3 separate regions of the Mus musculus genome follow, and regions 2 and 3 are each linked to region 1. The links are chromatin loops, found by intact Hi-C in ENCODE. Cell type or tissue: heart. All regions are shown on one strand. Links, peaks and the distances in the headings refer to the core of each region. The heading gives the core; the rest is flanking DNA. Region 1 holds the start of Gm12059 (a long non-coding RNA gene). Region 2 overlaps Xpo1 (exportin 1). Region 3 has its middle 21 kb from the start of 1700061J23Rik.

What was found. Hi-C counts contacts between places; a loop is a spot of excess contacts. Peaks named below come from ENCODE experiments on the same cell type or tissue, not always from the same donor. Only the 100,000 strongest peaks of a DNase experiment are listed, where the experiment ranks them.
Region 2: it touches region 1 in a loop (2.3-fold over the local background); 1 of 42 quality-filtered maps calls a loop at or near these places.
Region 3: it touches region 1 in a loop (1.9-fold over the local background); 1 of 42 quality-filtered maps calls a loop at or near these places.

The regions. Positions count from the first base shown.
Region 1 is chr11:23,062,551-23,073,278 of GRCm38, forward strand. Gm12059 (a long non-coding RNA gene) reads left to right here and starts at 2,514. Exons shown (of 2, transcript XR_872307.2): 1 at 2,514-5,867; 2 at 10,329-10,728. In heart, for the core only: a CTCF peak has its summit at 5,281; a DNase peak (open chromatin) is centred at 5,321; H3K4me3 peaks cover 1,566 bases; H3K27ac peaks cover 1,386 bases.
Region 2 is chr11:23,266,274-23,277,001 of GRCm38, forward strand. Xpo1 (exportin 1) reads left to right here. Exons shown (of 26, transcript NM_001035226.1): 4 at 1,389-1,490; 5 at 4,860-4,932; 6 at 10,154-10,215. Among named protein-coding and RNA genes, the nearest start is that of Xpo1, 16 kb to the left of the region's middle. In heart, for the core only: a CTCF peak has its summit at 5,958 (motif pointing left); no DNase peak of the experiment used is centred there.
Region 3 is chr11:23,126,258-23,136,985 of GRCm38, forward strand. No RefSeq gene overlaps it. Among named protein-coding and RNA genes, the nearest start is that of 1700061J23Rik, 21 kb to the right of the region's middle. In heart, for the core only: no CTCF peak of the experiment used is centred there; no DNase peak of the experiment used is centred there.

The sequences.
Region 1 (10,728 bases), core at 1,848-9,847:
AGCTTGCATATAAAGCTGGCTATCTTTAACTTTGGGGAGACCCTCCTCTCCCTGTCTCCTGAGCCCGTACACTTGGTGAAACAATGGGACTCTTTCTGATTGTGGAAAGTTAAACAGGAAAATGTAATTGCTAGTGAGAGAACTAAGGGAAAAGGCCCCACAGAGAAGTCAAGATCAGGAAGGTCTTGTGGTAAAGGTGGGGTAACACCACTGTTTCCCAATTTTGTGGCTGAGGATTTAAAATAATCTGGTTTTAGAGATGAATCCTCTGACTTTTTTTCTCCATGAGACATGGCAGTGATTTGATTCCTGTCCTAGGATTTATGTCAGAACATTACCTCTCTTTCTGACTCATGTTTGGGAAAACCGGGACAAGTCTCCAATGCTAATACATGTGGTAATCTCCACCTGTCTTGGGAGGTAGGGTCTGTTCAAAATTGCCTCACTGATGACTGAATACCAAACCAGAAAGTTATTTTTTTCCTACTAGATACATCTATAAAGAACATGTATTAGGCATTGTAAGATTAACAATAATAAAATACAGCAAGTTCAACTCTATATCGCCCTACAAAAGGTATGTGAATATGATTTCTCCTCTGCAAGTGCTAACCAGGCCCAACCTGCCTTAGATTCTGAGACCAGACAAGATCAGTGCATTCGGAGTAGTATAGCCATAATCTGGTCTCTAAACAATAATGTACTGCATTGTACTCAGCTTTCTGGTGACGTGAGGTGACACAAGGTCAATGTGAAGAGATCAAATGAGGTGAATGACTAAGCATTTGTCAGGAACTGTGGCAACCGATTTGTAGTTCAAGGTGACAGCAAAACTAGCACAGATCCATTTCCTTCTTCACAATTTGTTTTCCGACCTAGACTGGAACTTGCTATATAAGGAAGGGTGGCCTTGAACTCTCCGTGCTCCTGCCTCCACTTGACAAGCACTGTGATGTCGCATGAGCCACCATGACTAGTTTTCTTTAAAATTTCTGTTAAGAATTTGTAGATCTTAGTTACTTTAGCACTCGGCATTTTTTCCTCTCCTTATGGGGTCAGTTCAAGGAAGCACTTCATGACTTCTCTTTGGCATATTCAAATTGTCAGAATCACTACTCACAAATGCTCCGGCCACTGCTAAACATGAGCACTGTGACACCCTGACAGTTCATCTGATAACCAAGACTGGGGCAAACCTAAGAAGCCCTCATTTCACTTGCTCTCAGTGGGCTTTAAGTCAGATGTGAGGCACACAGCACACTCATGTCATTCCAGCACTCAGGAGGCAGAGCCAAGGGGACTGCAAGTTTCAGGATACATAGTGAATCCTTGTCTCAAAAAAAAAAAAAAATCACTAATTTTAAGATGGCAAACATTGTAGCTTCAGTAATTGGAAGCTGGGAGGTAGGCAAATGGCCTAGTTGAGTAACACAGCTAACTGACTAAGGGAGAGCAGCATCTGTATCGTGGAATTGCTGCATTAAGGGATGAGTCACAGCCTGTGAAGGATGGGGCAGAAGGCAGGAGACTGTCACTGATGTGTTTATGAAAAGATAAAGAAAGAGGAGATATGTTCTACGGGGTGTAAGTGAAGTGTGGGGGAAGGGGATGTCTCAGCAGGCCCATGCCAAGGCATCCCTTCCCCCTGAGAAACCAGCCAAACAACGGTATAGTATAGAATAGAGTTTATTCAGGGCATGGGGAGGGGAGTTAAGAGGGTAGTAGAGGCAGAGAAAGGCAGAGAAAGAGAGTAGAGAAGTAGAGGCCAGGCATGAACACATGGAGAGACCAGGAAGGTAAAGGGGAAGGGAAGAGCCCAAGAGGGCAAGAGAGCAAAGAGGGGGCAAGCAGCCCCTTTTATAGTGGGTCAGGCCTACCTGGCTGTTGCCAGGTTACCGTGGGGAGGAGCATACCCAGCTGTTGCTAGGTAACTGTGGGTTGGAGCTTAGACTGAATGCTAATAGTCAGCCGGGTGTGGTGGCCACACACCTTTAATCCCAGCACTTGGGAGGCAGAGGAGGGTGGATTTCTGAGTTCGAGGCCAGCATGGTCTACAAAGTGAATTCCAGGACAGCCAGGGCTACACAGAGAAACCCTGACTCAAAAAAAAAAAAAAAAAAAAAAAAAAAAGGAATACTAATAGTCATGCTATGCAGAATGATGCATAATTTACAACTTATGAATCACTTATTTCTGGAACTTTCAAATTAACACTTCAGAGTGCTGGTGAGTGTGGGAAATGAAGCCACAGACAGTGAAGTGTAGATGAGAGCGACTATTGCAGCCTAGAGAACATCTCCTCCTTCCAGAAAAGGGCAGAGTCACTCTGGAAGCAATTTAGAGATCTTTAGGCTGCTGCTGCTTCTATGAGGGACAAGGAGGCTTTCCTCTGGTTTCTAGAAGGCAGGGCCTACAGAGAGAGGTGAGGCCTATGTAGAGGCCTGCATAAACTGATTATGTAGGCAGTTTACTACTTTGAAGACAGTAAGAATGGATGAATTCGGGAGCCAGGCCATTTTGTTAGAATAGTAAAAATGTCACCTTGAGGTATGAAATCAGAGGCCCTTTTATAGAGAGGCTCTTCTCTAGCTGAGGTTACTGAGTGCTGCTAAGAACAGTCAATAGGAGAAAGTCAGTACTCACCAGTCAGTATAGACTTTCCTTTGATCAGGTTTTGTTTAAAAACCCAGGCCCTCTCATTTAACTTCCCCACCAAATACATACCTTCTTTCTCACAGAACTGGGGTGACTTGAACCAGTTCTAGCCAGACTGTACAGACTTCTAATCAGCTCCCTGATCTTCTCTCAGTCCCCTCCCACTGAGGTGGTAGCTCCACTCTGTGAGCCTTTCTGCAGTTGCTTTACCCCCACTTCCCTCTGAAGTCCTGGGAAATCAACATGTGGCCTTGCACATGGAGATTTTATTTTGATATAGGATCTAAGTTGCCCAACTGGTCTTGAGTTTGTCATCCCTTTGCCTCAACCCCCAGGACAGTTTGGGAACACAGGCCAATACCACCATACCTCAATGCTTTACTCTGACAGCCCTCTTCCGCTCCACTTAGATCCTGTCTTTTTTTTTTTTCCAGTAAGACTGCATTAACACTGTTGTCTTCGGGCTTGATAGCTTTTGTATTTCCTCAATTTAAACAGTGTTCACAGAAAACAAACCTATTTAAGTGTTCTTGCGTTGAACCAAAATCCCCTTTGAGGTGTGTTTGTTTTTTAAATTGAGAATTTGAGCTGGTGAGATGGCTCAGCAAGTGTTTGCCACCAAGCTTCACAAAATGGCCAGAGTCCAATCTCCAGAATACACATGGTGGAAGGACAGAACCAACTTCTGAAAGCTGTCCTCTGATGTACACACAAATATATGTGCATAAACACGAATGTTACACAACTATTTTAAAAATCAATGATATAACTATAGACTATTTAATGTGAAAAAAATGTTCATAATATATTTTCCCCCAAAATCTTTGGTTTTCCTGATTGAAATGAAAAAATATATTTTAGGGCTTTGTTTTGTTTTTTGCAAAAAGTAACAAACATATGGTCATTTGATGGTAATCCAACTCATAAGCAAGTAATCCCCTCAGAATCCTGACCTCCAAACAGGCTGGCTTCTGCTTCTCTATCAAATGTACTGTTTACTGACTCCATAATCATTACCATGAGGGAGAACACATGTTAGCACTACGATATTAACAGGCATTAACTCTGGGCAGAGGAATTCATGGCTTCTCTTTTTCCAGTGTGTTCTCATGTTTCTGTGTGTATGCAGGGGTGGGTGACAGAGGACAAATTTCAGGAGATGCTGCTCTCATTCCACCATGTGGAACCTGGAGCCTGAACTGAGGTAGTCAGGCTCACTGCCATGCCCTCTTCCCACCAGCAACCTCACACACCACTTTCTAACATTTCTAACTAAACACACTAGTTTAATTTTCGAACAATTTTAGGAAAAAACTCATAATCGAAAAAAATAACTGTGTGTGTGAGAGCACATGCCTGTAACTGCCCTGGAACTAGTCTCACAGCGGTTGTGAGCTGCCCTTCATGGATGCTGGGCATCAAAGTGGCTCTCTGTAAGAGCAAGAAATACTCCTAACCACTGAATCATCTTCCCACCCACAAAAAAATCCTCATAATTAGAAATTTAAGGTCTCATACTTAAAATACACATTAGTTAGTCCAACTTGATTTTGCGAATTTTCATTTAAAAAACCCTCAAGATGTAGTTAAAGGTCCTGATGTTTACAAGTAAAACCTCTTAAAATTCTGTTCTTGCTAATGGGTAAATATCATTTAAGTATAATGTTTCTATCAGTTACATAATTTATGTTAAGCCAGGCAAGGATATATGCCATAATTAATAAACGGGCATCCTTCTGATTTTTTTCCTTTGCCCATTATTTAACTGGTTGGTTTGAAAATGTCTGACTTGGTAGTCCTATGTGGCTTCCAGGCCTTCCAAAGTTTTTCGCCCCCCAAACTTCATGATTCTTGTCTGCTCTGTGAAATTATATATAGTTTTATGTCAAACTTACCACTCAATCCCTATGGAGTTTTTTAGTCAAGACAATGCATTTACATTGCTTTACTTCAATTTTTTTCTGCTAGGGACTAAACACTGAGCCTGTAAACATGACTATAGACAACTGTCACTTAGCTGACTCTCCTGAGCTGCAGACTACACCTTACATTCTACATTCACAGTCCATGTTCCCAAACTTCAGCCAGGCGTGGCGGCACAAGGCGGGAATTCTGCTCTGAGAAGCCGAGAAAACTAAGCTCCAGGCCAACCTGGGTTACAGAGTAAACCCAGTTTCTAAAACAAATCTCCTATCAGCTCTTCTACTCAAATGTCCTGCTAATGCCTCAAAACCAAAATCCATTCGTTTCAACACACATCATTCCAAATTGGTTATCAACCTTCATCCCAAACAGGTTTGTTCTATTTGGTTTTCCAATAGAGTGATTGGCCGAGGTGTCTCCATACTCAGCGTCTGGGTCTGGAGGATGGCCGTTTTGTCCCGATGCTCCTCACTCTTCCTCAAGGGCTAGCCTGAGCCTTCTTTCTGCAGAACCTGGCCTCGTCTCCCTCCACCTCCCATCCTAGGGCTCTGAGGAAAGCCTCGCTTGCCCCTGGGTCCTACCAACCAGGAGCACGAACGCGCCTTGCGAACTCGCGTCAGCACTGCCCTAGACCTTCAGTCAGGGTACAGATCACCTCGCCCACTAGCGCTGAGCGCACCGGGCTGGACCGCCTCTGCACACGCGCACAGCGGCAGGGCCGCTCTAGGCACGCAGCGCGGTCCTGTCTCGTTGGTACCGGCGCTGACGGCGCCCGCCCTGTACGCTGGAGCGGGAGGCTGTCCTGCGTGCTGTTCCCACGCTCTTCTCCACACCTCCGCAATAAAGGCGCGGGCGGCGCGCACTCCAGCGGGAAGAGGGATCGCACTTCCTCAGAAGGCTAGAGGTCCCTCCCTCAGCCGTCACGGCTCCCCCCCATCCCCCGTGGCCCTTAATCCCCTGGTGCGGGGGCTTGTTTCTAAGGCGCTGAGCCCTTCACCTTTCCGGAGCCCGGCATGGTGCTGGCAACGCCTCTCTCATCGCCTCGTTTTAAAAATAATGCGTTAAAAAAATTCAGTTTGCTATGCGAACAGCATTCCAACAGTACACAATTATATCCGAAATAGTTAAGCAATAAAAGAAAAAAAAAATGACGGGCGTTGTTGAGGCAGGAGGATTACTGCGAATTCTACTCCACCTTGGGCTACATACCGAGATTGTGTCAAAAACCACGGAGTGGGGGAAATTAAGTGAAGTAATCGTCTACGTTGGGAACCAAAGGTATAGTCAAGGTCAGCTTGAGACATGCCTGGGCTACCTAAGGTGGCTCTGCCCACCAGAGTGGGACACAAAACCCACAAGGATGAGGGTATTGTCATACTGCTATGTAAATGTAGAGTTTTCAAATATGCACAAAGGGGTTTTTGGTACCTGTTTTTCCAGGTCTTAGATACATTTTAAGTGGTCGTATGGCTATTCTAGTTGTTTAAAGAACCCATAGTTACTGGGCTTTTAAGGTATTTACAATTTTTCATTTCTACAAGCAGTGATAGATTGCTAGATCAAAGGGAATGCCCATTTGTAAGATTCTGAACCTTAACAGAGGCTTCCTAGAAGTGTTCTTATTAAAATGCATTTTCCCAGTAAGTATTAGAATGCTGCGTGACAGCATGAATCATTCTGTTACTAGTCAGCCTTTTGTCAGACTCTTGTATGAATTTGCATTTTGTTACCTAGGTATAAAACTGAATACTTTCCATATACTTACTGGTTCTTTATGAATTCCTTGCTTATAAGTTGTTTTCTTTATATTCGAGGTATTAACATTTTTAAAACTTACAGTGCTTTTGTATATTAGCAATATTAACTTTTATTTAAAGATTGCAAAAATCGTTTGGCTATTAAAGCCAGTAAGGTTTAGTTTGTGAAAGGTTTTAACTTTGTGGTAGGCATACCTAATCAAGCTTCCGTCCCTCTCCAACTCCCTGCTTACCTGATTGCATTTCCGTATACACTTGCAGGGTTTTTATTGTACATGTGCACATATGTCGTTTACTTCATTTGAAGTTTACTTAAAAGGAGTAGTCTTGCACGCGCTCGACTGGCCAGGAAGAACTGGTGCTGCTTTTATAGGCCTAGGAGGGGCGTGTCTCACACCCGGATTGGTTATGCACTAAGCCTCATTTGCATGTTCCTCATCTGATTGGCTACTCTCTCTCAGTACCTTACAGAACCTCATTATCATACCTCATTTGCATGTCTCACATCTGATTGGTTATACTCTCCGTACCTTACAGAACCTCATTATCATGCCTGGGCCAGGCAGTGTCTTTGCAAAAAACTTTACTGCATATGTACACATTGGTTGTTTGTCCAATCTTATGCGTGGTGGCCAGCAGTAGTCAGTGCCACTCTGCAACGGCACATGTGGCTTCCCACAGAGTAGGAGTTTTCAAAAAGCTTCTCTTTTTTTTTTTTTCTTCCAAGACAGGGTTTCTCTGTGTAGCCCTGGCTGTCCTGGAACTCACTTTGTAGACCAGGCTGGCCTCAAACTCAGAAATCCACTTGCCTCTGCCTCCCGAGTGCTGGGATTAAAGGCGTGCGCCACCATGCCGGGCCATAAAAAGCTTTTTTAAAAAAGGGCTGGTGAGATGGCTTGGCTGGTAAAGGCCCTTGCTTTGAAGCCTCGGGTCCTGAGTTGGATCCTTAGAACCCACATAGTGGAAGGAGAGAACCAACTCTGACAAGTTGTGATATGCATCTCTTTCCACATAGTAAAATAATGTAATAAAATGTAAAAGGGAAAAGAGGGGCTGGAGATGTAGTTCAGTGATAAAGTATGTTGCCTAGAATCTTCCAGATCCTAGATACGATGCTCAGTTATGGCAGAGGCAGGCAGATCTCTTGAGTTTGAGGCCAGCCTGATCTACAGAGTGAGTTCCAGAACAGCCAGGGATACACAGAGATACACAGAGAAACCCTGTCTCAGAGAGAGAGAGAGAGAGAGACAGACAGACAGACAGACAGACAGAAAAGAAAATGCTGCTTTTACAAAACCCTAACTTTCCAAATGTGCCTTTCCGTTTATTCCATTGATTTGCTACTGAACAGTAATACTGTTTCAGTGAATCTTTAAAAAATTGTTTTATTCTGAATTTGTATATATTATTGTGTGAGTGTATGTGCAAGTGTGTGTGTGCATGCACGTGCATGAGAGAATATGTTTAAGTGTGTGTATGTTTGTATGTGTGTGTATGTATGTATGTGTGTCAGTGTGTATGTATGCGCATGTGTGTATGCATATATGTGTGTCAGTGTGCATGTGCATGTGTATGTATATATGTATGTGTGTCATTAGTATGTGTGCGCACATGTGTGTGTATTAGAGGAAAGTGTCATGGAACTGCTTCATTCCTCCACCTTTACATGGGATCCAGGAATTGAACTCGGGTTGTCAGATTTTGTACTAAGTGCTTTTATCTGCTGAACCATTTTCTTGGCCATCAAATTTTAAAAATATATTTATTATTATTTGTGTGTGGATGATGAGAAGGCACGTGTGCCATGAGATGCATGTGGAAGTCAGGGGACAACTCTGTGGACTTGCCTCTCCCCTTTTACTTTTCGTGTGTGGGACACTCGGTGTGAGCATCCCTGCAAATGCTATGGCAGGCAGAGCAGTAACGGGAGTGACGTCCGTGTGAGGCAAGAAAGACATCTGCTTCAGCTCCACTCAGTAGCTGCTGTCCGTTCACACCTCTAAAGTCTGATCTTGGGCAGTTTATTCTAGGCACATTTAAGTACAGTACAGCTTTGGAAAAAGTTTCCTGGTAACAGTTAACCAAATCCCATGTGCATGTTAAAGCTCAAGGCATGACTACATTGAAACCCTTTTGTAAAGTCCATATGACATCTTCCATGAAGATGGGGTCTATTGACTGGGAAACAGTGCTCAAACTAGAGGTCTCTGGAGTAAGAGTCTGGGATGAACATAATAGTCAGTGGGATTCAGGTGTGGCCTGGCCCCACAGGTCACACAGATCACCAAGCTATTTACTACTTCCATTCCTAGCCTTCTGGGCAGAACAGGTTATATATCTCTTCTCTTGAATAGATAACCCTTCGAGTTTAACATTCCTACCTTTCCTAGTGCTTTATCTGTGAGCACAAGGACCCCATTTCCTCTACAACTTAGGTCAATAGGCTTGTGGGTCAAGTGCTTTTTTCTGGTTGAACAATCTCACTGGCTCTGTTTAATGCACCTTTAGTTTTTAAAGTTTCAGTAGTGCGAATCCCTGATAACAGTCTTTAATTATTATTATTATTTATATATTTATTTTTATTTATTTATTTATTTATTGTTTTTTTTTTTTTTGAGACAGGGTTTCTCTGTGTAGCCCTGGCTGTCCTGGAACTCACTTTGTAGACCAGGCTAGCCTCGAACTCAGAAATCCGCCTGCCTCTGCCTCCCAAGTGCTGGGATTAAAGGCGTGCGCCATCACGACCGGTTGATAACAGTCTTAAGAACTAGATAGGTGTAATGGTGCATGCCTTTAAGCACTTGGGAAGCAAGTTCAAGACCAGCCAGAGCTACCTAGTGAGACCCAAGACTTACGATTTTGGTTGGAATTTGTATTAGTTTTCTTATTGTTTGTGATGACTAGGCAACTTTGGGGAAGAAAGCTTATTTCAGATTATACTTGAGGAATACAGTCTGCCATGCAGGTAAGAGGATGAGGGGACGGCAGGAGGCGTGTGAGGCAGCTGATCACATGTGTCTGCGGGAGAAGCAGAGAGATCAGTTCTGGTGTTCAACTTACTTTTTATTCAGTCTGGGCCTCCTTTGATGCAATGGTGCCCCCATATTTCAGGTAGATTTCCTTCAGTTAACTCAATCTAGAGAATTCCTCACTGACTGACTTACCTAGAGGCTTGTCTCCTAGGTTATTCCAAATTCTTGCAAGTTGACAGCTAGTATTAACCTTCGCAACTTCAACCCTAGTCATTTTGACAGCCACACATCATTTTTATGTCATAGGACTTTTCAACCCCTTGTGGCTCTGGCTCATGGCCATCTCCTAATGCTAAAGACATTCAGTCCCACTTTGCATTCCACAAGGTGGAACCCTTCATGGCTGCCCTCAGGACACCCTTCCTGCTCCAGGTTCCTTCCTTCCTTCCTTCCTTCCTTCCTTCCTTCCTTCCTTCCTCCCTCCCTCCCTCCCTCCCTCCCTCCCTCCCTCCCTTTCTTCTTTTCTTTTCTTTCTTTTTGAATAATTTATTTTATTTTATGTGCACTGGTGTTTTGCCTGCATGTGTGTCTGTATCTGGTTGTCAGAAGTCCTGTAGCTGGAATTATAGATGGTGGTGTCATGTGGGTGCTGGGAATTCAACCCAGGTCTTCTGGAAGAGCAGCCAGGGCTCTTAGTGAGCCGTCTCTCCAGCCCTCTGGGTTTCTTTTTAATCGCACTAATCTGTTTAACAACTGCTTTGAGACATACTATGTTTGTAACTTTAAAGTTGCTCTCACTTGCTCCCGATTTTGCTCTCTCTACTAAGGATCCGAAGAGCAGTGAACAGCACACACAGCATGAATGCTGCCTTGTTTTGAAAGTTCTTCCATCAGAAACATTAGGATTTGGACTTTGTGTTGCTCAAGTTCTCAGGATGTGGGCTGGATGTAGTCTCTGTGCTTAGAACCTCATGAGCTAGGTCTCCACTGAGGCATTGCTCTTGGCATTGTTGTTTTTCAGATTCCAAGAAAATGCCCCAATGTGTGCTGCTTCTAGGATCCTAGAGATCCAAAGACTCCTGCATCCTTCCACAAACCTTTTACATCACCTGAGATCTACATAACTGTGTTTATGACAGCAACAGCTCCACTTCTAAGTACCAACTTGTCAGAACACGAAAGAATGGAGTCGTATGAAGATATTAGTGCTTGTGAGGAAACGCCAAGAAAACGCGAGCCTTGTGATCTCAGTTCCTTCAAACATGGCGCCATTCTTAGAATGTGCGTTCATGCTTCTCCCAGATGTAGCCCGTAGAGTGGGTTCGCTTCAGATTACTCATTAAACTGCCTATTGTTATTTGCTTATATGCCTTTATGGAAAACATGTTTTTGCCATGTGCAATTTGTCCTTGTGATTGCAC
Region 2 (10,728 bases), core at 1,756-9,755, 200 kb after region 1:
ACACTAATCCTGGAGTGGTGGCCGTTTAATCCCAGCACTTGGGAGACATGCAGGCAGATAGATCTGAGTTCTGGCCAGCTTGGTCTACAAAGCAAATTTCAGGACAGCCAGGGCTACATAGAGAAATACCCTGTATTGAAAAAGAAAAAGGGGGAGGAAATGAAAACGGTAAAACCATAGTGGTTGGAGGCCACAGAGATGGCCCAGGAGCCAAGAACATATATATGCTCTTGTAGAAAGAAGATCTGAGTTTGTTTCCAAGCATCCACTTCAGGCAGAGCACAAACATCCGTGACTCTGACACCTGGTGAAATCCATGCCTGCACTCAACACCACCCCCAACATGGTCTTTTTTAGTGAGTTAGCCAAAAGAAAAAAAAGAGTGGATTTGTTTTTTAATATTTTGTATTATATTAAATATTTTTACCCCTTTGCTAAGCAACAGAAATGCTTTTACCTTTATGTAATAGCATTGGGCAGTATAAAAATTTTTTATTCCTTTATTTTATTTTTTTTTTAATTTTTTTTTTATTTTGGTTTTTTGAGACAGGGTTTTTCTGTGTAACCCTGGCTGTCTTGGAACTCACTTTGTAGACCAGGCTTTCCTAAACTCAAAAATCTGCCTGCCTTTGCCTCCCAAGTGCTGGGATTAAAGGCGTGAGTCACCACGCCCCGCTCTACTTTATTTTTTGTTCCTATTTTGTTGTTTAAGCCCCTTTGAGACTGTAAGGTGAGAAGAGTGAGATATATAGAACAAACAGAGTAAAGCAGGAACTGGACCAATAGCAAAGGACACCACGCTAGTTGGAGATTGTTGTGTTTTTGAAGTATGATGCCTTGCACTTGAAATGCTCTGATCCATCTGACCTTCTGTGACTCAGGCCTGCAGGCAAAGATTGAATGAGAGTAGCAGTTGGACCAAGTAAGACTTACTAGGAAAAGATTCATTATTTTATGCTGTTTTAATACAAGTTCTCACAGCAGTCATTTCTCAGGGAGGACATTAAGATAAGACACTTCACAGCTTTGGATGTATTGGTAGTCGTTTGTAATCCTAGAACGCAGAAGCCAGAGGCTTGTACTTTCCAAGCAACTGAGTTCTTTCAAATTCCAGTGCCTTTTACAAGCATGATATATGTTGAGTGTATTTCTAATAGAGTGGTATAGATGCAGATGCCCTTAGGCCAGAAGAGGATGGTAATCGATCCCCCTGGAGCTGCAATTACAGGCAGTTGTGAATACTGGTAACTGGTACATTTCTCACATGTTTCTAGAAAGTGAAGTATCACTTCACTGTGTTGTTAGGGTGTGCATTATTCTCTGTACTTTACGTTATAATGAATTCTAAAGAACACACTAACTTAAATTGTTTTGGTGTAACATTCTAGCAAAGAATGGCTCAAGAAGTACTGACACATTTAAAGGAGCATCCTGATGCTTGGACACGGGTCGACACAATATTGGAGTTTTCGCAGAACATGAACACGAAAGTAAGCAAGTGGTGGTTTAAAAATCATTATTCTTTTCTTCCAGTCGTAAACTTTGAGGAAGGTATCTCATTTTTAGTATTAGCAGTTGTTACCAAATCATTTTATATTGCTAACTTATTTCAGAATTTCTCTAAAGCTTAGAATTCTTGCAAATAGTCCTAAGAATTATGAAGTTTTTATAACTGGGACTAGAGTGCAAGGTGTTTTTTTTCTTTTGGGGGGTGGCTGGGTATTTTTCCATCGTAGAACATGTGTAGAGTAAGTTGTAAAAGTTATTCAGAGATGAGATAATAACATTATTTTGGGCAATTAATACAATATAGGTTAGGCACCACCAACACCCAGTAGTCTGGACAGCTTAAAATCCTACTCCGTGGTACCAGTATTTTCAATGAGACAGCACTCAGTTCTTATTTGCACTTGAAAATGTTATAACTCAGGGCTCTTTGTTTTTATTTTTTTAATTTTTTTGGCTTGAGTTTGAACAGAAGGGTTGATCAAAATGTGTTTTGACTGTTTATTGCTTGGTGATTCACGCTTCTCTTTAAACGCCTTAAAGTAATAAGATGCCATGGCACTCTGTTTAATACACAAAGGGTTTCTACTTGATATATATTGTGTTAAAACAGAAAAATCGCCATGTGCACATCTGTTTATGAGACCAGAGTGTGTTAGTTAACAGTTTTGAAATATTAATTAGTTTTGACATCTTGTAAATTTTAAGGCAAAAATACAGCCCAGAACTTCCTCAAAGTGCTAACATTAAGTAACATAACAGTGTTTGCCTGTTTGCTTGCCTGGTAAATTTTGCTTTTTATACTGACAGACATTACTAATGTTTAAGTTGATTTATCAACAGTATTTTTAAAAACTCAAATTTGTCTTGTGAAAAATGAGATGATTAGAGGAACAGAAAGAAAGCAACAGGTAAAGAATTCTTCAATTTACATAAATTACAAATGATTTGGTGCTAAATTTATGCACTATGACATTTGGCTTTTATGCAATCATTTTTTTTTCTTTAAAGATGTTAACACTACCTGATATTAATCATAATGTTCCATTATGTTGATTGCTTGTAATAGGAAGAAAAGGGGTGTCTTCCTGTGCAACTGACACAGCTAGGCTTTGACGGCAGGCCTCCACAAGGTCTACCCTTTTGATTCCCTTTAACTGAATTCTGTTCATCAATTGTTTTTGTTTCATGGGTGGTGGGTGGGGAAGGGGGAGCTCAATGCATAAATACGTATTTCTAAGGGCTCAGATTTCTGCCATAGGGATCATTTCATGCATTTGTTTTTCATGTAGTCTTTGCTGTTATCTGTCCCTCATCTTCATAGCTCAGCAGTGGATTATTCAAGTTTTGGGATTTAAAGAAGTAGGGTTTTTTTTTTGTTGTTGTTTGGTTGTGTGTGTGTGTGTGTGAGAGTGTATGTGTGTGTGTGTGTGAGTGAGAGAGAGAGAGAGAGAGAGAGAGAGAGAGAGAGAGATTTGGTTATGTTCTATCATTTATGAAAAAGAAAATTATTTTCCCAAAGGAACAAGGATTCTTTCCAAATTTCTTATCCAGAGCCGTTAGGATGTTAGGACTTAGAGTGTGGTGATGGGAACACCTTTGATCATGTGTAGGATCCTTTTATTGGGCTCCAATCCTCAAATTAAAATCATGTGTTCAGTAAGCAGATTCTACTTTTGAAAGTGTTGTAGGTAGTAAATTAATATTATATAACATTACATTAATTGTTATTAATAAGTGAATGAATAAATATAGTAATTATTGAGAGGCAATAATAAGATTAAGTAAAATAAATACCATAAGAGGCTTTTTGTTGTTGGCTTTTTTTTTTTTTTTAAGTCTGTTGTATTTATGGTGTTTGTTTCTTGGTGCTCCATGGGTCTTTTTAGTTGGTTATTAGCAAGAGAACATATTCTGTAACAGTTAGGTTTCTGCTTTTTTTTTTTCTTTTGAATCTTTAGGTAGTGTGATTTGTGCTTGAAAAAAATTTATAGAATAGTAAGTTGTATGCTTAGAGAAACTTTTATCTTTTATATGCTTCTGAGCACCAGTTCTGCAGAGCTCCTGACCAGGATAGTGAGCTTCACTACTACTGCTGATTATGAAATACTGCAGTGACATTATTTCTTAATTTCAGATTTTGTTTTGGCCTCATTCTTATTTTAGACGACTTTAAGGAATGTTCCGCAAATATAGTTTGAGTAGAGATTGCAAAAGAAAATTATTTTTGTAAAGTATGGAATATTAAAATGAAAGAAAACAGCAAAAACATTTAAGCACAATGTAGTTTGGGACAGTCTATATTGTGCTGTGGCTAATATGAGCATTTATATGATCCCTTTGGTTGAAATACTAATGCTCTATTTTATTGTGTAAATGACTAACAACTTTAAAGATGAACTCTTATTCTCAGCCAACACTTGCAATCTGAGGCTATGTGTGTGTGAGAGAGTTTACCTTTCAGGTATTACAGCTGGTTTTTGGAATACCAAAACTACATTTTGGTTCCTTTTCTTTCTCCTGCCTATCCACACTAATTGGTCATAGTAATAATTTTAGGTAGTAAATCCCGGAGCATTATAAATTCTTACATGTTGCTGACTGTTTAGAGTGCATAAGCAGTGGGAGGGATAAAATGGATTGAAAGTGGTATCTGTTATTTAACTTTTTCACAAATGTAATTACAGCTTCCATGTCTGTAAGGAATACCTGAAAGGTAGATACAGATTGCAACATGCATTTGTATTTTGACTGTGCACAAAAGTTTATCTTTAAATTAGTAGAAATAGAAACTGCATAAGGGTGGGGCTAAAATTGAAAATAAACCCATGGGTTTGTCTTGCTGCTCCTTTAAGTAACACACCAGTTATGTTTAAACCCTCTATATAGAATGTATCTCTGACAGACAGTACTTGATATTTGGCTGAAAACTTGTAACTCCTAGAGGGTGGTAGGAAGCTTGATAGCATCCAAGCTTCTAATTTGTTAGGAGCCTGGTTGTGTTAATGTGTGAGCCCATGAGCAGTCACTTACACTATGAATTCCTATTTCCCTCTACAGACAAATAAGCCCATTTGGCTGCTAAAAGGGCTTTTTATTTGGTTCTTCCTCCTGGTGTGAGCATGTATAAACAGCAGGACGTTACATAGAGCAGTGAACAGTAAATGAGGAAAATGCATGAACTCTCAGCTTAGGGGTGAATAGATCCTTGTTTAATACATGTAATTAAATTTGATAGCATAATGTTTTTGAAATGTTAGCTATAAATGTGTGAGTGTCTGTCCATTTGTGAATCCTGAAAGGTCCTAGTCCTATGCCAAGAAATTCACATAGTTCTGTTCTCCAATTTTCAGTACTATGGACTACAGATTTTGGAAAATGTGATCAAAACAAGGTGGAAGATCCTTCCAAGGAACCAGTGTGAAGGTAGGAAGCACCTTCAGGGCAAACAGCGAAGGCTTTGGCTCCTGATGCTTTTACTACAGCTGAGTTGATTAATGTTGTATGGCAGGATCTATTTGTATTGTCCTGCAAGCTATCTTTTAGAGGAAAGAGGCAACCTCCACTTTAGTTAAATCTTGTACAAAAGAAAATAGTTACCTCTGAATGGAGGCAGTATGATTGAAAAGGCAAGTCCTGGGCTACACAAGATCCAACTCAATTTTTAAAAAGAGGGTCAGTATAGTATAATGGCTTAGTTGGTAAGACACCTGTTTTTCTCAGACCCCTACATTGTTACCATTCAGGACACAGCACAAACACCACACACACACACCCTGCTCCTTAAACACATGCACATAATAAAGAGCAAAGCTGTTAATGTGGCTTAGTGAATAGAGGTATACTTTTTTTTTTCTTTTCCCTGAGACAGGGTTTTTCTATGTATCCCTGGCTGTCCTGGAACTCACTCTGTAGACCAGGCTGGCCTTGAACTCAGAACTGCCTCTGCCTCCCAATTGCTGGGATTAAAGGCGCGTGCCACCACTGCCAGGCTGGCTCTCGTTCTCTCTCTCTCTCTCTCTCTCTCTCTCTCTCATATTCCTTTTGAGGGAGGGTAGGCAGAGTCAGTTTGTCCATCCTTCTCCATCTGTGTCCCTTCATCTGTGAGGGACAGAAGGAGGTGACAGATCTTTTGGTGCTGGAGTTACTGGTAATGACATTAATTAAGCTGGGGTGGTAGCACAGGCTTTTAATCCCAGCACTTCAGAGACAGAGGCAGACAGATCTGAGTTAGAAACTAGCCTGTTCTACAGAGTGAGTTTCAGTACATCCAGGGCCACAAGGAGAAACTGTGTCTCAAAAACAAACAAACAAACAAACAAACAAACAAACAGCAAACAAAAAACCCCAAAAAAAAAAAAAAAACCTAAAGGTGGCTGGAGAGATTTAAGAGCATTGAATTCCCTGCCAGTACCTGGTGGCTCATAACCATCTACAAAGAGATCTGGTGCCCTCTTGTGGTTTGCAGGTATAACATTTTATACGTAATAAATCTTTTTTTTTTTTTAAACAAAGGGAACAAATAAGTAATGACAAAGTGTGTGATGGGAACTGGGCACAGGTTCTCTGGAAGAGCAGGAAGTGCCTTTGCATCATCTTTCCAGCCCTGTTCCTGTTTAATGAAAGTTTTGTTTATTTTTTATTGGGATGGTATCCTATTATAGTCAGGTTGTTTTATAGGTAAGGGTGACTTCAGCACCTCCACCTGAGGACTAGGAGGACAGATCTGAGCCTCCACCGCTTTGAGAGTACTGATCAAACCCAAGACTTCAAACATAGTATACAAGCATTCTACCACCTTAGCCTGGTCTACATAAAACATGCACATATAACAGCTCGTTGTACATTTGGCCAGCTTGGTCAACAAAAGAAAAGGGTGGGGATTAAATCTGGGCTGAACCTTGCTTTGGAATAACCTTTAAAACCCATGGGATACCAGATATTCTACTGGTTTTAACCTGGCATTCATAATAAAGTTAGTAACTTCAAAGAAGCTAACCTATTTGATTGTAATTCTGCATACCTGGAATCCTAGGCAGTGTGGAGGCCAAGGGAGAAAATTGCCATCTTTGTTATATAGCAAGTACCAGGTCTCACAGACCTAACACTCTGGAAGCTCAGATCTGTATTGAAGTCCTGAGCAGCTTCTCTCTTCAGACTTCTGATATGGTCTGGGATCCAGTGTTTCCCCAGGACTAGTATCTCCACCCTTCCTGTACAGGTGCATCTGTTTTTGTTTGTTTGCTATCTTTTTCTTTTATAGACAGTGTTTCCTGGTGCCATCCTAGCTGTCCTACACCTTACTGTGTAGACCAGGTGGCCTAAAATTCAGATACCCACCTGTCCCTGCCTCTCAAGTGCTGGGGCTAGATAAAGGTGTGTACCACTAGGCCAGACTAAGACATATTCAAGGGACAGACTCTTGTACTAGTTATTTCTGTGTGCTACACCTTTCACTGACCTGCAGGAAGTCATCTTTGCACGTCTATGTACACCTTACTTGATTTCTGCCAGAAAGTCTCAAACCATTATAACCACATTCATTAGTTCAGTGTACACATAGGTAGTCCCAGCACATTGAGGGCTGTATAAGTGGGATTGGTTCTGAAATGGCAATTTTACTGTAAAGATATGCTTATATTTATATGTTATATGTGTGTGTCCTTGAAAGGGCACAGGATTCCCCCGGCTCTTAAGTTAGACCTTGTGAATCTGTGCTAGGAACCAAACTTGAGTCCTCTGCAAGATCAACAAGCACTGCTGCTCCCATCTCTCCTAACTGTAAAAAGCCATCTTAATGAGAAAGAAGTAATGTGCAATAGGGGTAAAAAGAACTTTGTTGCAATGTTACCATTTTGTTCTGAAATGCTGTAATGGCCATTTAGCCGTAAGCCAGAAATTAACATCTATATGTTTTATAGTTTTTAGTGTAGGGTTTTATTTGTTGTTGATTGAGAAACTATAGCCCAAAGAGATGAAGAACTCACTTTGTGTAACCCTGGCTGGCAGGTGTAAGTCATCACACTTGGCTGAAGTTTAAGTTTGTCTTGTGTCCCATACACATTTGTTTTCCTGGAACTTGTGCAGTAGACCAGCCTGGCCTCAATTTCAGGGGTCAATCTGCCTCCCCAGTGCTGCAACTGTCTCTTAGGAAGTTTTAAGTTTTAAAAAGAAATATTTCAGCTGGGCGGTGGTGGCAGTTCCCAAAAACCATCGGACTCAGAATAGGTCAATCTCTGGAGTATGAGGCCATTGCCAGGTCAGAGTTGGTTACTTAGTAAGATCCTGTTTCCAAAACCTGTGCCTAACCTGAGCGCGCAACTCTTTTTTTTTTTTTTTTTTTCTTCACAGATTTATTTATTTATTATATGTAAGTACACTGTAGCTGTCTTCAGAAACTCCAGAAGAGGGAGTCAGATCTCTTTACGGATGGTTGTGAGCCACCATGTGGTTTATGGGATTTAAACTCAGGACCTTCAGTAGAGTAGTCAGGTGCTCTTACCGGCTGAGCCATCTCACCAGCCCGAGCACCTGACTCTTAACAGCGGAGATTCTGGGGTGTGTGCACCACATAGATGTTAGATGTGTGCATACAAGTGAAGGCCTAGGCAATAACATCTATCCCCAAAATGGACAGAAACTACACCTGTGTTGTATTTCCAATGCTTTCTATTATTTATTTTTATTTGTCTTGGTTTTTTTTTCCCCTGTTTTCTTTTTTTAAGATTTATTTATCTATTTTATGTATATGAGTACACAATTGCTCTCTTCAGACTCACCAGAAGATCGGATCCCATTATAGATGGTTGTGAGCCACCATGTGGTTGCTGGGAATTTTACTTAGGACCTCTGGTATAGAAGCTGGTGCGCTTAACCACTGAGCCATCTCCAGTCTTGGTTTTGTTTTTTTCAAGATAGTTTCACTGCATAGTTGTGGCTGGCCTCAAACTCACAGACATAAGCTTGCCTCTGCCTCCTGAGCTCTCACTCCAGCTGCCAGCCAGGACTATACATTGAGATCCAGCTTTACATTTAAAAAGTAAAAATAAAAGTTCAAGTCAATACTAACACAGGGCTAATGATCAGTCTAAATTAAGACCCTGTTTCAAAGATGAGAGGAAGATGAAAAAGATGAAAAGAAGTAAGCCTGAGTATTGGGAAAACAGATATGGGAAGATCAACTCTAAATTCAAGACCTGTGTAGTATACAGTGTTTCAGGCTAGTTACTTTCTTAAAAATAGCTTTGGAGGGTGAGGCCTTCAGGATCATCCTTAGATATATAGGAGTTTTATTTAGGCCAGTCCAGCTACAGGAAATAAGAAATACTGTTGTTCTATTATTAGGCAGAGGGCAAATGATTACTTAATTTAAAAAAAAAAAAGAAAGAAACAGAAACTATCAGTAAAAGCTAAAGCAGTAAGTGATCCTTTGAAGAAAATGTACCTACAGATGTATGGATTTTCTTTGTAAAAAATAGAGGACAGTTGCAAAGAAAAAAATTCTGAATTGGAGATGTCTTAGCAATTATGACGAGCCCTTGCTGCTCTTTCATGCCTACAGAGTCCTGGGTTCAGTTTGAAGCACCCAAGTTAGATAGCTTTTGACACCATTACCTGTTCATCTTTTGATCAGTGGGCTTTCACACACAGGTGACAAACCAGACAAATGAGTGGCAAAGTTTAAAAGGTAGCTGTACAGTGGTGGGTACATCTTTACTCTCAGCACTCAGGAGGCAGAAACAGGCAGAGGTCAGTTCAAGGACAGCCTCTTTTTTTTTTTTTTTTTTTAAAGAAAGAAAAAAGATAAAATTCAGAAGATTAAAAATAGGTAATTTAGGCAGGCTTTCATGGTCCTATACTCCTAGAACTTTGGAGTCAGGACCAAGAGTTGAAGTGTGCCTGGTGGCTTCAGTATTTAGCCAGGCTGGCCATAGCTTCAGGCAATTGTCATGCTTTAGCTTTAGGACCAGGCAGATATATCTGTTTCATCAAAGAATGCCTGGCACTTGGTATACGTTGACTATAAAATTGATGTGACAGAGGGAGATGGATGGCTACTTCATGGCTACATAGGTCTTGATTGCTCTAAGCTTAAAGTCAAAAGCATGGAAGAGAACATCGTTAACATTTTTTTGAAGTGTTTACTCAAACCTAGGGAGTTTTGTGTGTTAGGCAACTGCTTTACTATTGAATATTGAACTATATCCAAAGTCCTAATTGGCATTCTTTGCAGTTGCCAGCACTGGTGAAGGAATTGGAGTTTGAAACTGTCTCTGCTCTCTACCAGGTCCTGAATGTTTGTAGCATAGAGTAAAAGTATGTCTCTTTCTTGGGTTGTTTTGTTTGTTTTGGTTGTTTTTTTGTTTTTTTTGTTTTTTTTTTTTGGTTTTTCGAGACAGGGTTTCTCTGTGTAGTCCTGGCTGTCCTGGGACTCACTTTGTAGAAATCCACCTGCCTCTGCCTCTGCCTCCCAAGTGCTGGAATTAAAGGTGTGTACCACCACGCCCTGCAAAGTGTGTCTTTCTTGAATTAAGAGTCACATTCTAATTCCAGGGTGTTCTAACTCCTTAGTGCTGGAATTAGATTCATAAAATTCCTTGCCTAATTTAATTTTTTTGTTAATTTTTTATGCATTATATTTTTATAGGAATAAAAAAATATGTTGTTGGTCTCATTATCAAGACATCCTCTGACCCAACTTGTGTAGAGGTAAGGAAAATGTTAGATTTTAAGTTTTATTTTATTTCATTTCAGTGTTTGTTTTGTGTACACGTGCAGGTGAGTGTGTGTACCATGGGTGTGGAGATCAGAAGACAACTTGAGTCATTTCTCCCCTTCTCTCCTACTAAGCTTGTGGGTCTGAAGATTGAATTCATATTTACTCTGAAAACCATCTCAGATGCCCCAGAGATTTAATGGTTTTATAAAATTAAATTTATTTATTTTAATAATATTCTGTGTGCGTGTTTGTAAACACTTGAGTGCTATTTGAGGTTACAGGGCAATTTTTGGGAGTTGGTTCTACCATTACAGATGTAGAGACTTGAACTCAGGTTGTCAGAGTTGTTGGCAGTTGACTTTGCATGCTCAGCTACCTCCCTGGTTCCCAGAGAATGTATTAAAGAAAGGAAAATAATTTAAATGTTAGTCTGTTTTTAATAGTCCCAGGAGCATGTATATTTCTAATAGACATTAACTATTTTCTATGCTTATGTTTGTATT
Region 3 (10,728 bases), core at 1,691-9,690, 64 kb after region 1:
CATGTGTGTTCTTTTGTGATTGGGTCACCTCACTCAGGATATTTTCTAGTTCCATCCATTTGTCTAAGAATTTCATGAATTCATCTTTTTTAATAGCTGAGATTTTCTAACTAGACAGAACAGTGAAGCTTCATCCTTTCACAGTAGCTGGTTAGAGTGAAGGTTATGCATCATGCTGAAAAAGACAGAGTGAAAATTCTGAGTGGCAGGTTAACTAGATAATGACTTCAATGTTTCTCCAGTCTTCCCTCTACCTCTGGTACCACAACTGAGGGCTTGAAATGATGAGTAAATACGTAGACATCTATTTGAGAGACTGCAATGTAAAATTAGAAATAGGCCCTTTATTTTTATAGTTCTTGGTAATAAAGGGTAGATTTTAAAAAGTGTAGGCTGGATACATGCCAGTCATTATTAGAACCATCACAACTCTGAAATCTCCTTTGCCTTCATTGTACAGAGAGAAAAACTGTGCTTTGGAGAATGTTAGGTGACTTGGCCAAGATAATATGGTTCCTAAGTTACCACTTATGCACATAACATGCATACACACAAAATAAATTTAAATTTAAAAGCTGTATAGAAAGTTTATGATTAATCTCATCAAGGAGCCAGAGTGTAGGTGCAACTTTGTTATGCCAGTACCAGGCTCGTGTGGGAATGACGTTTGTTTGGGCCAACCTGGCCCATGTAGCAGTACTGTCTAAGAACCAAACAGAAAACCCATAAAAGGAACAACAAGGGCTGGAGAGATGGCTCAGCGGTTAAGAGCACTGGCTACTTTTTCAGAGGTCCTGAGTTCAATTCCCAGCAACCGCCTGATGGCTCACAACCATCTGTAATAGGATCTGGTGCCCTCGTCTGGTATGTCTGAAGAGAGCAGTTTTGGTGTACTCATGCATAAAATAAATAAATAACCCTTTAAAAAAGAAAGAGAGAAAGAAAGAAAGAAAGAAAGAAAGAAAGAAGGAAGGAAAGAAGTGGTGGCACATTCCTATAATCCCAGTGCTTAGGGGACTATAAGGTACTAAAGTCACATAGTCTATGTGTAACATTCTATATTAAATATTATAGTAACCAGTGTGGTGACAAGCTAGTCAGCAAAACTTACATGGTGGTTTTTTTTTAAGTTAATTTTTAAAAAAAGATTTATTTATTTATTTTATGTATGTGGATATACTGTTGCTGTCTTCAGACACATCAGAAGGTAGCATCGGATGCCATTACAGATGGTTGTAAGCCACCATGTGGTTGCTGGGAATTGAACTCAGGACCTCTGGAAGAGCAGTCAGTGCTCTTAACCACTGAGCCATCTCTCCAGCCCTCAAATTAAATTTTATTTAAAAGTTTGTCCAAACAAGGAAGCAGGTGTTAGCACTTTTCTCTTTGAAGATGTGTTTGGCTGTTTGAAACTACTGATATCTGTGTCTGATTTTCAGATCAGGTAATACTGGCCTCAAAAATGAGTTGGGAAGTATTTCCTGAGGTATTTGTGAAACTTGGTATTAATCCTTCTTTAAATGTCAGTAGAATTCAGTGGTGAAACCATCTGGCCTACTGTTTTCTAAGAGGGAAGTTCCTTTTTTAAAATCACTAATTCAGTCTACAGTAGTTGCCTGTGTAGTTTTTAAGAGCTTGCCAAGCTATTTTTCAGAGTGAATAATCTACTTTGCGTGCCACCATATGTGATTTGTCTATCAGCATTTGGTCGTGTTGCTAGCTTTTATTTTAGCCGTTCTGATATATAGAAATATCTCACTATAGTTTAAAAACATTTATTTGTCATCATCATCATTGCATGTTTGTTTGTATGCGTGCACATGCAGTTGTACAGCAGCACACATGTGGAGGTCAGAGCTCAGCTTGACGGAACGGGTTCTCTCCTTCCACCACTTAAGCCTGTGGATCAAACTTAGAGGGTCATCAGGCTTGTTGGCAACAGGGGCCTTCACTAGCTGAGCCATGCTCCCCCTCACTCTCTGTAGTTTTAATTTACATTTTTCTAGTTATGGTAAGGCTGACGTCTTTTTAATATTTGCTTTGCGTGTGTGTCCTTTTGGTTTGTCTTTTATTCATATTCTGATTGGGCCTGCTTTTGTGTTGTTGAGTTTTGAGCATTCTAGATACTATTCTCTTATGTAATATGTAGGATATAAATGTTTTCCCCAATCTGTAACTTGTTTTTCTAACTTCAAAACGTTTTCTAGAGCATTATCAGCTTTGATGAAGTACAGGCTCTACATCTTTCCCTTAATAAATCAGCCTTGGAAGTCTTTATCTCACATTCATAGATGTTCAAGACGCTGCATTCACATTTGTGATGCAGTTTGAGTTGTGCACAAGGTCTGAGGTGGGATATCAATGTTTTATCTTTAGATGGCCTCTGGCTCACAAGGCTTGCTCCCCACACAGAACAGCCTTTGCACGCTTGTCAAAATTAAACTGGGAGATGATGGGATGCCTTTGTGGCTAAAGGTTCTTGCCTAAGTTCATTCCCTCAATCCCACAGAAGGAGGAAAGAGCTGACTCCTAAAAGTTGTCCTCTGACCTCCTCATGCATGCCATGACACACATGTCCCCGTTTCTATTTTCCACATACACAAAGTAATAACAAATAAGTAATAAAATAAAAGTGCTCCTATTTTGGGCTCTCTATTCTCTGCTGGTTGTCTTTCCACGCAGTCCACCTGGTACTGATGCTGTAGACAAACAATTCAATGTGAAGTTAGTAGAAGGTGTATGTGTGAAGAGAGGGCTCAGTGGTTAGGAGCACTGGCTGCTCTTCCAGAGGACCAGGTTCAGTTTCCAGCACCCATAAGCATCTATAACTCCAGTTTCAGGGGAGCAAATTCCTTCCTCTGACCTCATGGCCACCAGACACAGATGTAGTGCATAGATAAATGTGTAGGCAAAACACTCATACACATAGAGTAAACCTAAACATTTTAAAAATATTTAATTAGCAAAACTTAGTTCACCCGTTTTATTTTTCTTTACAAAAATTGTTTTCTGGGTTGTGGTGGTACATGCTTTTAATTCCAGCACTGAGAGATAGAGGCTGGAAGATCTCTGAGTTTGAGGCCGACCTGGTCCACAGAGTGAGCTTAGGGCAGCCAGGGTGTACTGGCTAGTTTTGTGTCAACTTGACACAGCTGGAGTCATCACAGAGAAAGGAGCTTCAGTTGAGGAAAAGCCTCCATGAGATCCAGCTGTGGGGCATTTTCTCAATTAGTGATTAAGGGGGAGGTCCCCTTGTGGGTGGGACCATCTCTGGGCTGGTAGTCTTGGTTCTATAAGAGAGCAGGCTGAGCAAGCCAGAGGAAGCAAGCCAGTAAGGAACATCCCTCCATGGCCTCTGCATTAGCTCCTGCTTCCTGACCTGCTTGAGTTCCAGACCTGACTTCCTTTGGTGATGAACAGCACTATGGAAGTGTAAGCCGAATAAACCCTTTCCTCCCCAACTTGCTTCTTGGTCATGATGTTTGTGCAGGAATAGAAACCCCTGACACAGGGTTAGATGAAGAAATCCTAGCTTAAAAAAAAAAAAAAAAGCCAGTAACAAAACACTCCCACCCACCCTACCCACCCTCAGCCAAAAAAGGCATCCACAAAAATTGTTTTTCTATGATAAATCTTTGCATTTTCATACACATTTATTTTTCAGTTTTTGTCACCCATTGAGTCTGTTGCCACCATGCCTCTCTACTGTCCTCTCTGTGTCCCACCTGCACTTAATCTCCCTTGCTCCCTTGACAGTCCTCTACTCTCATGGCATACATACATATGACTATGTCTCTACATGAATTCTGAAAGCCACAAGTGAGAGAAAATACTGAAATTGGTTTAATGTGATTATACCCAGTTATATCCATTGTCCTGTAGACAACATAACGTTATTCTTTATGGGTGTAAAGAAATCCACTGTGTATTGTATTGTCTGTACCTGGTCCTCTGTTGTTGGATACTGTGTATGGAGCTGCAATAAACATGGCTGCACAAGTGTCTCTGTGTTGAGTGGAGTCCTGTGGGTAAATGATTGCAAGGGCTGTAGCTAGATTGTGTGGAAGGTTTATACTAAGGTTTAATTTGAGAAACCTGCATACTAGCTGAATTACTCTGCATTCCTACTGACAGTGTATAGAGGCTCCCTTTTGCCCAGCATTTGCTGTTCATTTTCTTAGTGACTGACATTATGATTTGGTTAGATGGAATCTCAATTTAGTTTTGACTCAGATTTCTTTGATGGCCTGTAAAGTTGAACATTCTTTCATGTCTAATGGTCATTAGTATTTCCATACAAGTTTTACATTTTTATTTTGAGTCAAGGAAGGTCCTGATATGTATCCCAGGCTGGCCTCAAACTTCTGCTTCTGCTAGGACTAAAGGCATGCACATGGCCATTCCATATAAATTTTTAAATAATCCTAACAACCTACAAAATATTATTGTTGGGGGATACTGGAGAGATGGCTCAGTGGTTAAGAGCACTGGCTTCTCTCCCACAAGACTCACATTTGATTCCCAGCACCCATGTTTCTGCAAATAACCATCTATAACTCCAGTTCCAGGGAGTTCCAGGTGACCTCTCCTGGCCTCCTCAAGCACCAGGCACACAAGTGACACAAAGATATATGCAGGCAAAACACTCATACAACATAAAATAACTTTAAAATAGTATTCTTGGGATTTTGGTAGGACTTAATATTAAACTTTTATATCAACTTGGAGAAGTAACAATTTAATTTTGTTTGATGCTTCATTCGTTTTTAGAGATTTATCTGTATTATTTCATGTGTGGCTGTGTGTGTCTTCAGGTGGGTAGGTGCTCATGTGTGCAGAGGCTTTGGGGCTGGAGTTATAGATGGTTGTGAGCTACCTGATGTGGATGCTAGGAACCAAACTTGGGTCCTCTGAAAGAGCAGCAAGTGCTCTTTCCACTGAGACATCTCTCAAGCACATTTGGAGTGCCTGTGTGTTTTGAGATGGGATCTTACTATGTAGCCTGGCTTGGATTGATTGTGTAGACCAGGTTGGCCTCAACTCTCAGCAATCTCCCTGCTTCTGCTGTGATTGCAAGCATACACTACCATGGACAGCAACACTTTTACTTTACTGAGACTTCCAGCCCATAGTAACCACAGTGTCTCCCCCTTATCAGTTGATTTATGAGTTTGTTTTACATCCTGTAAGTGATACCACCCAATTCCTTAGTTGAAGCCTTGTGTTCTGGCTTCACCTCATCGCACATCACATCCCAACTCATCCCAGGAGGCCAGTTTGTTCAACTCAAACCAATGAAGTATTTAATTTTACTTCCTAACTGAGTATTTCTGAATGAGTAGTTTCTCTCTGATCATAGTAACATTCTCCCTGCCTCCCTTTGTTCTTTCTACAGATTATTCTTTAAATAGCAGGTAAAAGGACCCTTTTAAAGTTTTACATCAACCCTGTCACCTGTTCCTGCTTTCAATCTTGCAGTGGGTTCCCAGTTCCTTTATTGTACATAGAAGATCCCTGTGACCAGTTTCCTGCTCTCTTAGCCCAGCCAGCCTCCTACAACTAATGTGCCACCATGGACAGCAACCCTTTCTCTTCATTGATACTGTCAACCCATAATAAACACATCTCTCTACTTGTAAGGTCTTCTTGATTTCTTTCAGTAGCATTTTGACTTCTTAGCATGAATATCATTTACACCAGACCAGGCTGTTTAAAACAAAAGAGTTCAGGGGCCCAGAGAGATGGCTCAGCAGTTAAGAGCACGTGATGCTCTTCCAAGTTTGACTACCCGAGTTTGACTTCCAGTACCCACATGGCAGCTCACAACCTTCTATAACTCCAGTTTTAGGGAATCCAACACTGTCTTCTGGCCTCCATAGACTTCTGCATGCATGCACACAAAATAAAAGGCAAATTACTTTCTCACAGTGCTGGTGGGTAGAGAAGCTAAGACCATGGCATTGACAGATGCAGGGTTTGGTGAGAGCCTGATTCATAGATTCATGGAGTGAACATTCTCAGTGCATCTCACATAGCAAAGGACAGGAGATATTTCCTGGGTCTCTCTTCCTGTTCTTTGTTTGTTTGGTTTGCTGTGCTGGGAATTGAACTCAGGTTCTTGAATGTGCTAGACAAGCACTCCATGCACTCCACCACGAAGCCACATCCCAGCTCATTACAAGCCATTGCAAAGTTATTTTGTTTACTTTGTTTGTTTGTGTGTGTATCTAGATAGATAGGTAGATAGATACATACATACATACATACATACATACATACACACATGCATACCTGGAATATATATGAAGATCAGAGGACACATGTAGAAGTCAGTTCTCTCCTTCCACCATGTGAGTTCCAGAGGCTTGTCAGCAAGCTCCTATACCCTTTACCACTGAACTGTCTTGCCAGTTGAATCATTGTTATAGGACACTGAAGCCCATTCATACTAAAGCCTCCATCCTTCACACACACACACACACACACACACAGAGAGAGAGAGAGAGAGATTATTCAAGCATAAAGGAAGAAGTGAGAATGTGGAAGAAAAGTCGTCCACTGGATGCCTGCCACCTGAGAATCAGAGCGGCCTGGTGAGATCTGCAGACTGCCTAGAAGTAGTAGGGAATGCACCTATGGTCACATTGCAATACATATTTTTGTGGAATTAAAAATTAAGTCTTGGGGGAATGTTCAGTTGAAAATTGTGTGATAGATATTAAGACAATATTGGGTGATAGTTATGGCTATTGTTTGAGGTGAACTTCACTCACGTTTTTCTAAGCAGTTCTGATCCTTACTAAGGATTATGAAAGCAAGCTTAACCTTATTTAGCCAGAGTGAAGGACCTCTGTTTTCTGATCCCTCTTTCTTATGAGTATAGCATACCTTAGACCTAATTTCTATACAGATAGATGGTTTAAAGTTCCTTTTGCTGAAGATTTGATAACTTAAATTATTTATAACTTTCTTATAACCATTTCTGTTCAGAAGTATTATGTTACATGCCTAAAATTCCAACTACTCAGGAAGCTGAGGCAGGAGGATCATAAATTTAAGGCCAACATCATCAATAAAAAGCATCCCTCATAATAAAGCAGAAAAGGGCTAGAGATCTGGACAAGACGCAGGAGGAGAACCACAAGTTTAACACAAGTGTGGTCTGCACAGTGAGGGGACAAGGGACAGGTAAAAGAAAAAGGAGGAGATGAGGAAGATGGCAGAAAAAGGAGAGGAGAGCAGGCAGGGGCAGGGGGACTAGATAGAGTGCTTGCCTAGCAAGCTTAAGGCTCTACATTTAGTCAATACCAAATACACACACACACACACACACACACACACACACACACACACACCACGCTAAAGTCAATGACTGATCAGAAAAAACACAGATCATAGAACTGGCTTGCTTGCTCTGGTTTGCTCAGCCTGCTCTCTTATAGAACCCAAGACTACCAGCCCAGAGGTGGCACCACCCACAAGGGGACCTCCCCGCTTGATCACAAATTGAGAAAATGCCTTATAGCTGGATCTCGTGGAGGCATTTCCCCAACTGAAGCTCCTTTCTCTGTGATAACTCCAGCTGTGTCAAGTTGACACAAAACTAGCCAGTACAATTGACCCCTTGTCAACTTGACACACAAACACATTACTGGTAAGCCTCAACCCTTACTTTCTTATTCATCCCCAAGATCTAAATAACTTTAAAAGTCCCACAGTCTTTACATATTAAAAGTTCAATCCCTTTAAAATATCCAGTATCTTTTAAAATACAAAGTACTTTAAAATTCAAAGTCTCTTAACTGTGGGCTTCACTACAAAAACTTCCTTCAAGAGGGAAAAATATCAGGGCACAGTAACAATCAAAAGCAAAAATCAATCTCCAACCATCCAATGTCTGGGATCCAACTCACAATCTTCTGAGCTCCTCCAAGAGCTTGGGTCACTTCTCCAGCCATGCCCTTTTTAGCACACATGTTGTCTTCTAGGCTCCAGCTGCCTGTACTCCACTGCTGCTGCTGTTCTTGGTAGTCATCTCATGGTACTGGCATCTCCAAAATGCTGCTGTCTTTCACTGTAACTTGGCTTTAACAGTAGCCTCTTATCAGCTCTCTTCATTGTGCTAAGCCTCAAATCCTTTACATGACCCCTTCAGTCCTGGGCCATCAATTGCAACTGAGACTGCACCTTCACCAATGACCTTCCATGGCCTCTCACAGTGCAGAGCCTCAGCTGCTCTGTGTGACCCCTTCATGCCTTCAAAACCAGTACCACCTGGGTGACTCTTAAACATTACCAAGTCCCACTGTAGCACAAGGTACATCCTTGGCTATCTCTGAAACACAGCCTCTGTGCTCTCAAAAAACACTTCCCAGAAGATGTCACCTCAGCGATGCTGGTCTCTTCTTAATCACCACTAATTTCTTAGCTCCAGCTAACCAGCATCAATAGTCCTAGTAGTGCCAAGTTTTTGCTTTAGTAGTTCTGGTATCTTGTTAATCACAGCTGATTCTTCAGCCCCGGCTAACCAGAACTACAGAATCTTCACAATCCAAAATAGCAATGGTCCTGAAAAGAGTCTTTAATTTTCCCTCTGAAATTTCCAAGCCACGCCTCCATTTTCTGCACTGTTCTCAATATTATCTTCCAAGCTCCTACACAACATCTAACAGAGCTCTTAACACCAAATGGATCTTCTAGCCCAAAGTTCCAAAGTTCTTCCACAGTCCTCCCCAAAACATGGTCAGGTTGTCACAGGAATACCCCACTATGCTGGTCCAACAAAACCAGACCTAGCCTCATTTTAGTGCATTCAAGGACTGCAGTGATCCCGTTAGTCAGCAAAACCTCTCCTTATACAAGGAACTTAGACTCTCCCAGCCTCGTCCTCCCCTAACCTCCACAGTCTGTTACTGACCCAGTCCTTTTGAATTTCCTAGCCATTAGGTGGGATACTACCTAACTATAACTTTGTTAACTTAAACCAGACAGCCCTCTAGTCCAGGCTTTTCTTTTTCTTTTCTCTTAAAAAACAATATATGTGTACAGGTGTTTTGCCTGCATGTATATCTATGTGCTATGGCATGCCTCATGCCCAAGGAGGCCAAATATGGTATTGAACCCCTGGGGATGGAGTTAGAGTTGGTTGTGAGCCACCATGTTCATGCTGGGACTTGAACTAGGGTGCCCTCAAAGAGCAGCCAGTGCTCTCAATCAATGAACCATTTCTCCAGCCCCCAGGTTTTTGTTTATAAATAGTTTTTTTTTTAGTATATGTGTGTTATGTAAAACAAATATATATATGCATATGTATGTATGTATGTATGTATGTATGTATGTATGAGAGGGGGCTCACACTATATGTCTTAGCACCGAATTTGAACTTTCTGTGCAGCCCAGTTGGGCTTTAAATCTGTGTTGCTCCTGACTCTACCTTCTTGGTGCTTGGTTTACAAGACTATGCCACAATGTCCAGCCTTAAATTAATTCAGACTATTCTGGTTGTCTTCTATAGCTTTGGTAGTTTGTATCTATCTTTTCAGGAATCTTATCTGATTTACTGACGTCATTTCCTCCTCATTCCTTATCACACAACCAAACCAATATTCCTGCCTGCTTAGTCTTGTCCTATTAACCCTTCAGCTTAATCTCTACCTCCTAAAATGTATCCAATACCTCTGGGTCCAAACTCTTCTTCAGAGTTCTCTAGGGAACACATGAACAAACAGATATGATAAGGTCTGGACTCTCCTCAAGCTCTTTGTCTAGTGTAATATTTCCTGAAGTGTGTTCTTCAGCACAGAAGTCCTCCTTCAAAATACAAAGTAACTAGGTTCTATACCAGGTGTGGGCAGCACCAAGCTGTCAGAGAGTGGGGATTGTATTGACCTGAGGCTCCCTCTTACACTGAGAAAATTGGGAAATCCCTGCCTATTGGCCCCTGACAGGTAGGCAGGGCCACTGTCAGGACAATGTTAGGCACTTTTCCTTTTGGGGAGGTCTAGGTGAGAGTTCTGCATTATTGGTTTATTTTGTTAGGTAAGCTCAGGGGCCTGAGAGCAAGGGTTGTAGCTCAGTGATAGAACACTTAGCATTTTCTGAGGCACCTACTTTAACCCCCAGCACTATGAAAAAAGTTCATGGGCTGGTTTTTCTGCTATGGATCTCCTCCCCTCCCCTCTTCATCTCACCTCTTTGTGCTCACTTTGTCCTGGAACTCACTGTATAGCTGAGAATGACCTTGAACTTTCACTGATCTTCCTACCTGTACCTTCCAAGTGTTGGGATTACAACTATGTACCACTGCTCTTTGTTTTATGTGGTGCTGGGGATCAAACCCAGTGTTTCCTGCCTGCCAGCTCTGCTGAGAGGGCTTTAATACAGCCCTGTACCCACTGACTCACAGTCTACCTTGCAAAGCATGCATGAGTACTTCTTTACCTGCAGAATTATTGATCTGTTCATGGCCCATGTAGTATCTACCTGACAAACAAGATACTGATTCACTCAACCTCTGAATCCACAGAGGCAGCCTTTGCTTTGTAAAATGGAGCCACTCAGGGTAAGTGTCCTAGTTAGAATTACTATGGCTGTGATGAACAAAAGCAAGTTGGGAAGGAAAGGGTTTACACATCCTCAAAGCATGTCAGGCCAGTAAGGAAACAGGGTAGGAACTTGCTGGCAGGAGCTGATGCAGAGGTCATGAAGGGTCTTGCTCCATCTGCTTTC